2 separate regions of the Homo sapiens genome follow, and region 2 is linked to region 1. Evidence: chromatin loops called from intact Hi-C (ENCODE). Cell type or tissue: thyroid gland. All regions are shown on one strand. Each heading gives the region's core, and the rest is flanking DNA. Links, peaks and the distances in the headings are about the cores only. Region 1 overlaps AHNAK2 (AHNAK nucleoprotein 2). Region 2 has its middle 5.3 kb from the start of VESTAR.

What was found. Peaks named below come from ENCODE experiments on the same cell type or tissue, not always from the same donor. Only the 100,000 strongest peaks of a DNase experiment are listed, where the experiment ranks them.
Region 2: a loop joins it to region 1, with 2.0 times the contacts of the local background. A loop is called at or near these places in 3 of 110 quality-filtered maps.

What each region holds. Positions count from the first base shown.
Region 1 is chr14:104,975,011-104,977,901 of GRCh38, reverse strand. All of the region lies in intron 1 of AHNAK2 (AHNAK nucleoprotein 2), which reads left to right. Among named protein-coding and RNA genes, the nearest start is that of AHNAK2, 1.9 kb to the left of the region's middle. RefSeq lists a silencer at 1,651-1,870 and an enhancer at 2,071-2,150. In thyroid gland, for the core only: a CTCF peak has its summit at 1,620 (motif pointing left); a DNase peak (open chromatin) is centred at 1,571; H3K4me3 peaks cover 6 bases.
Region 2 is chr14:104,825,042-104,827,932 of GRCh38, reverse strand. No RefSeq gene overlaps it. Among named protein-coding and RNA genes, the nearest start is that of VESTAR, 5.3 kb to the right of the region's middle. RefSeq lists enhancers at 1-281, 282-1,067 and a silencer at 1,217-1,386. In thyroid gland, for the core only: CTCF peaks have their summits at 142 (motif pointing left) and 1,345 (motif pointing right); DNase peaks (open chromatin) are centred at 492, 1,322 and 2,072; H3K4me3 peaks cover 2,015 bases; H3K27ac peaks cover 560 bases.

The sequences.
Region 1 (2,891 bases), core at 199-2,698:
TGTCGCTCACTCCCTCTGTCACTCGCGGTCCCTGTCTGTCTCTCCTTCTCGCTCCTGCCCCGCTCCTGGGACGCTGTCTGGTCGAGAGGCGGCCTCCTGGGAGGTGCTACCGCACTCTGGAGCAGGGCTGGTGTCTGCAAGGGGCGTGAAAGCCGGGGCCGCCGGGACCCGGGGCACCTGCACCAGGCTTGCCCTCTCACCTGCTTTGCGGGAGAGCAGCCAGGCTGGTCCAGGAGTCTGGGCTCTCCACTTTGGTCCGGGGCTTCCAGGCAGGGCTGGGCTGCGTCTACTGTGTGGCTGTGTGGTGGGGTCGCTGGCTAGGTGGAGGCTGTGGCAGGGCTAGGCCTGAGGTCTGGGGCCTGGTGAGGGGCCTGAATGGGGTCAAAGTCAGGCCACAGGGTCCCGCAGTGCTGGGCAAGGGAAAGTGGGTGCTACCTACTGGCATGCCCCCAGGGATGGTCAGTAGCCTCCCTCTGAGCCGCAGGCTACGGCATGTGTACCTGCTGCTCTTTGTGTGTCTGTCCCTGCACTGGGCCTGGTTCCGGGGCCTGGGTGTCTCAGCATCTTGGAGGGCAGGGCTGAGGGGGGCAGGGCAGTCCCTTGGGCGCTGGGTCTATGCTGCTGCAGCTGACCACACCCAGGGCATTGGCAGCCACTGGCCAGGGGGTTGGGCTGGCCGGCACTGGTGCAGGCTGGACCCCACTCCTTGGGGAAAACAGGTCAATGCTAATGGTGCCGACAATGCTGCAGGTGAGAGGGGTGCCCCTGGCCTGGGCATGCCCCCCAGCTGCAGCAGGCACTACCAAGGCCCCTCCTGTGGCCTGTCTGTCTGGTGCGCACTTAGGGTGGGAGGCTTGTCTGGGGGGCTCCAGAGCAGGGAGGCCCCTACAGCACCTGCTTCACGGTGTCGCAGATGGGAGCCCAAGGTGTTTGGGCACAGCAGCGGGAGGATGATGGCTCCGGTGGGCTGGAGGCCCCTGGCCCCCTCCTCTTTCACTATGACTGGCCCTGCCCACATGGCTGCAGGTCGACCTCCTCAGAGGGAGAAGGGCAGGGCCCCCAGGCATGGGACCACTACCCTGCCCCCAGCTTCCCTGCACAGCCTTTCTGCTCTGCTTCCTCCTCACTCACGGGCACCCAGAGACTCCCAAGCTGCAGGGTCCAGGACCATCTCATCCACCCCCTGCCTCCACAGAGGCTTGTGCTGGCTTCATGGTTCCCAGCCCGTCTGGGGCAGTCCCTCCCTGTGTCCAGCCTACGGAACCATCCGCTCTTAGGGAATAAGGTCAGTGGCTCTCGCTGGAGCTTTGGTAGGAGACTTGCAAGATCAGAGACCTTGGGAGTTCTGTCCAGCACACCGGTTCCCAGACCCTCCCCAACCCTGCGGCCCAGGAACGTGCATTCCTGACAAGCACCCTGCCAACTACTGCCTTTCCCAGCCTGGATTTGGTCCAGGCCTTTTCCACCTGCAGTTTCCTCTCAGCAGGCTGGAGATGGGCGGACTCTCCCCTGCTCTCGTCTTCCTGTCCAGTCCAAACCTGCCCTCTGCCCGACACACCAGGCACCAGCCCAGCAGGGAGCCATCTCCTGGGCGGCTTTTGTGCCGAGGCTGCCCCCTGGTGGCCATGCTGGGACCACCCCACGCAGCGCTGCCGACTGTAACACCAGCCAGTTCACTCCCAGTGGGCTCTGGGTGTCACACTCTTGCCTACTCCAGGGGCAGGTTGCCTCTTTCCCAGGGGCAGAGCTGGGCCCCTGATAACTGGGGAGACAGGGAACCCCTCCCCGGCCCCGGCCCCCACCCTGCACCTGCTGCCCCGGTGTGGCCTGAGCACCTCCCACGACCCCCCAAGAAAGCACCACCGTGTTGGGAAGGCCCCAGGTGGTGATACCATGCGAAGATGTGTGGGTGGTCTCTTCTCTGCGGTGGGGGTCATGAGATGGCTGGGCCCTTTCCCAAGAAGGGTGCAAAGCAAGGCAGCTGTGGAGGTGGTCTCGCTGTTCTGTGCCTCGCTGGTGCCCTCTTCAGGGCCTCAGGCTGCAAATGTGGGTCAGGACCTCACATTCGGGGTCAGGAGTGATTGCAGCTGCCTGTGCTGCTAGCTCCACGCAGCCAGGGATGCCGAGTGACAGCGCGGGCGGGTCTGTCACCACCCTGGTGTCTCCCTGACTGGGTCATCTACACTGGGGGAGGGCTGTATTCCCATTCTGCAGACAAGGACACTGAGGCTGGGGACAGTGACGCAGTGACTCCCTGGGCTCTTAGGGGCCAGAGCAGAATGTCGCACGCTTTGGTCGGTGACATGCTGTTCTGACAGGTGCTGGCTCTGCCCTGCCCCACCAGGCAGGGTGACCGCAGGCAAAGGAGCCCCTCTGTAGCCGCTAGTGGCAGGAATGGGCCTTGAGGAGGAGGCAGCAGAGGGCATCCTGGAGTGCCCTCCAGTGAGGTGGCCTCTCAGAAGCCACCGACAGTGATGCTGTAAGTGTGTTCCTAACAACCCCAGCTCTTTCCCTGGTGGGGAAACAGAAGCTGGACCACCAGGGAGGGAGGCTGGGCTGCCTGCTGGCCTCTGGCTCCTGCCCCAAGCCTCAGGCAGTGCCCACCTGGTGCAGCTCAGGGAAGGGGGTGAGGCTCAGAAGTGGACAGGAGGGTCAAGCCCGCAGAGCCTCCAGTTCCAATGCCCCAGGAGCCCGCTCCCTCCCGGCCTTCTCCATGCCCAGGAAGCTGAGTGCCCACTCCCATCCGGGCTCGTCGTGGCTGGGCCTACAACAGGAATGCCCTCATTGCCTTCTCTCCATTTGGCCAAGCTCTTCTGTCCTGGGCTGGGCTAGGAGCTGCCTCTTCTGGGAAGTCCCCTGGGTTGCTGGGCCCACTCCCAGCTCTCCCTTAG
Region 2 (2,891 bases), core at 104-2,603, 150 kb after region 1:
CTCCAGCCGTGTACCAGACACGAACCTGTGGAAGGAGAGCCCGCAGCTCCTGGGGCACCTGCATTCAGCCCAGCCCCTCCTCCCTGCCCCGTCCCTGGCCTCCCCCAGCCCCTGGCGGCTTCTTCTCTGCGGCCTCCTCCTAGTGGCTGGCTGAGCAAAGGACAGGAGGTACTTAGCCTTATCATCTGCCCTGCCCCTCCAGGACTGCAGGCGCCAAGCCCCCTGCACGCCCCTACTTCCCCGATGGGACCTCCCTGCTCCCAGCCAGTCAGCCTCCCAGGGAAGCTTAAGGCTGCTGCCTGGCTCCAGGGCGACGGCTGTTGGTGCTGGGGCCCAAGACGCAGGAGAGATTCAGACAGCACTTGGGGCCACACAAGACAGTGCCTGGGACGTGTGAAGCACCGCCCTCCCCTGGACGTGAGTCCACCCCAGGGCTTCAACGCCAGCCTGTGCCCACCTCACGCAGGCCTTTCTCCGCGGCTCAGGTGCTTCCTCCCCCCCACCGAAGCGCTGGTGCTAAGGTCACCGCCCTGCCCCACCGTCACTGTTCACTGATACCAGTCCTGGGCGCCCTCCTCGCAGCCCCTGCCCCACTCCACACCGGATCGACCACCAAGGCCTCTGCCTCCTACGCATCCCCAACGCCTTTTCCTTCCTTCCCGCGGACCTGCGGGGCGGGGGCGGGCCTGGCGTTTTTGAGCTGGACCCGAGCAGCCTCCCGGTGACTCCCCTGCTGTTGCCACCTCCTCATTCTCCACTCAAGAGACAAAGCGACCTCCCCGAATGCAAACCCGACCAGCCGCACTCCTTAAAATCCTTCGACGCTTCCCATTTCTCCCAGGGAAAAACTCCCCCACTCCTCCCCACCTGTGTCCGCGGCCCCTGCAGGACTGAGAGTCCGAGGTCTCCGCGCCGTCACCTCCCCCGACGCCCTTCCAGCTTCCCTGGGAGCCCGGGGCCATCCTCCGAGCCCACCCGCCCCCTCACCCCCGCAGACCCCCCTGCAGACCCTAGCAGTCCCCTGCGGCCCGTCTCGCCTTGCGGACGAAGCCGGGGCGCCCGAGGTCTCCGCCCTCTGAGCTTGCGTCCCCATCCCCAGGGGCCCCCAGCACAGTTCCTGGGGCAGGGCTGGAGCTCATCAGCCCCGGGACGGAAGGTTAGATTCCCAGGATCCACCGTGTCCAAGGGTTGCATTCCCACTCGAGCCCCGCCCCTCCGGCAGCCCCGCCCCCTCCGGCAGCCCCGCCCCCTCCGGCAGCCCCGCCCCTCCGGCAGCCCCGCCCCTCCGGCAACCCCGAAAAGCAGAGCGCGGCGGGAGCCATTGCGAAGTTTGCCGCCAGGGGGCGCGCGGGGAGCGGGGCGCAGGGCTGGCGGGGAGTGCGGAGCCGGGCGCGGGGAGAGGGCGGGACGGGTGCTCCTCCCGGATGCCCAGGGCGCCCAGCGCCGCGGGAAAGGCGCCTCCCCAGCAGGACGCCAGGCTCTGGGGCTAGCGCTCCTCGCCGCAGAGAGCTTGGGGCTGGCCACGGGTGGCCTGAGGATGACTTGGGACCGCCCCCCGCTCCAACGCCAGCTGTCGCAGTCTGCTCCGCTTCCCAGAAGGACCAGACCTTTCGCTTAGGGATTTCATTTTGGGAACTCCCTTTAAAGCGCTTCATTCATGCCGCAGTGCCTTGAGGGCGAGGATTGGCCACACCCTCCTAGGGACAGTGCTCACCCCGGCCTGAGCTTAAGAACAGGAGTTCCCCAGCCTCGTCAGACGCCCCACCTAGCCCTCCCAGCCCACCCCCCGCATATCCCCCTGCTCTGTGGTCTTGCACTGCCGCAGCGCTCCCACCACCGCCTTGCCCGTGTGCCCTCCAACCAGCGCCAGGGGTTGCGGTCAGAGCTCAAGCCCGATCTGGTCTCTCCGGGGATCAAACCTTCCTGCAGCTCCCATCGCACTCGGAGTGAACATCCAAGACCCCAGGAGAGCTCCATAAGGCCTCCACACCTTCCTCTCCCTCTGGCTCCCCTCCCTGCCGGTGCTCCGGGATCTCCTGCCACTTCGCTACGCCCCAGCACGCCCCAAGCCCCACATCAGGCTTCTGCTCCTGCCAGTCCCTCCGCCCCAGCCATTTCCTGCCTCTGCTCAAATATTCCCAGTCAGCGAGGCCATCTCCGCCAATCCTCAGACTGCCGGTATCTGTCATTCCGATTCTTTTCTTTCCTTAAGAGACGGAGTCTGACTCTGTCGCCCAGGCTGGAGTGCAGTGGCACCATCTCGGCTCACTGCAAGCTCCGCCTCCCGGGTCCCGCCATTCTCCTGCCTCAGCCTCCTGAGTAGCTGGGACTACAAGCACCCACCACCACGCCTGGCTAATTTTTTTGTATTTTTAGTAGAGATGGGGTTTCACCGTGATAGCCAGGACGGTCTCTATCTCCTGACCTCGTAATCTGCCCGCCTTGGCCTCCCAAAGTGCTGGGATTACAGGCGTGAGCCACCGTGCCCGGCCCGATTCTTTACTTTTCTATTGGCTTTTAAGCTGGGGAACCTGCCACCTGCCTTCATGAATCCCACCCAGAAGAGTCTTGGGGACTTCTAGAATCATCTGGAGTCCACAAATAACCATCTCCATCAGACACCAGAAATCCTGCAGAGTGCACCTCCACCCAGTTCCTTGTCTGTGCCTCTGCATCTCTGTCCTCACAGTGGCCCCTATCCCTAAAACCAGCCCAGGTCAAAGCCTCTCCAGTCTTGACTTCTCATCCACAGGACAGGCCCACAGACCCCTGTGATCAAGATTTCCAAACCTCCCAGAGTTTGCTCAGGTAGCAACCCTGGGGGATCCTCCATCCATCCAATTATCTTCCTAGCCAACCATCTTTAAACATCCATCTTTCCACCACCTATG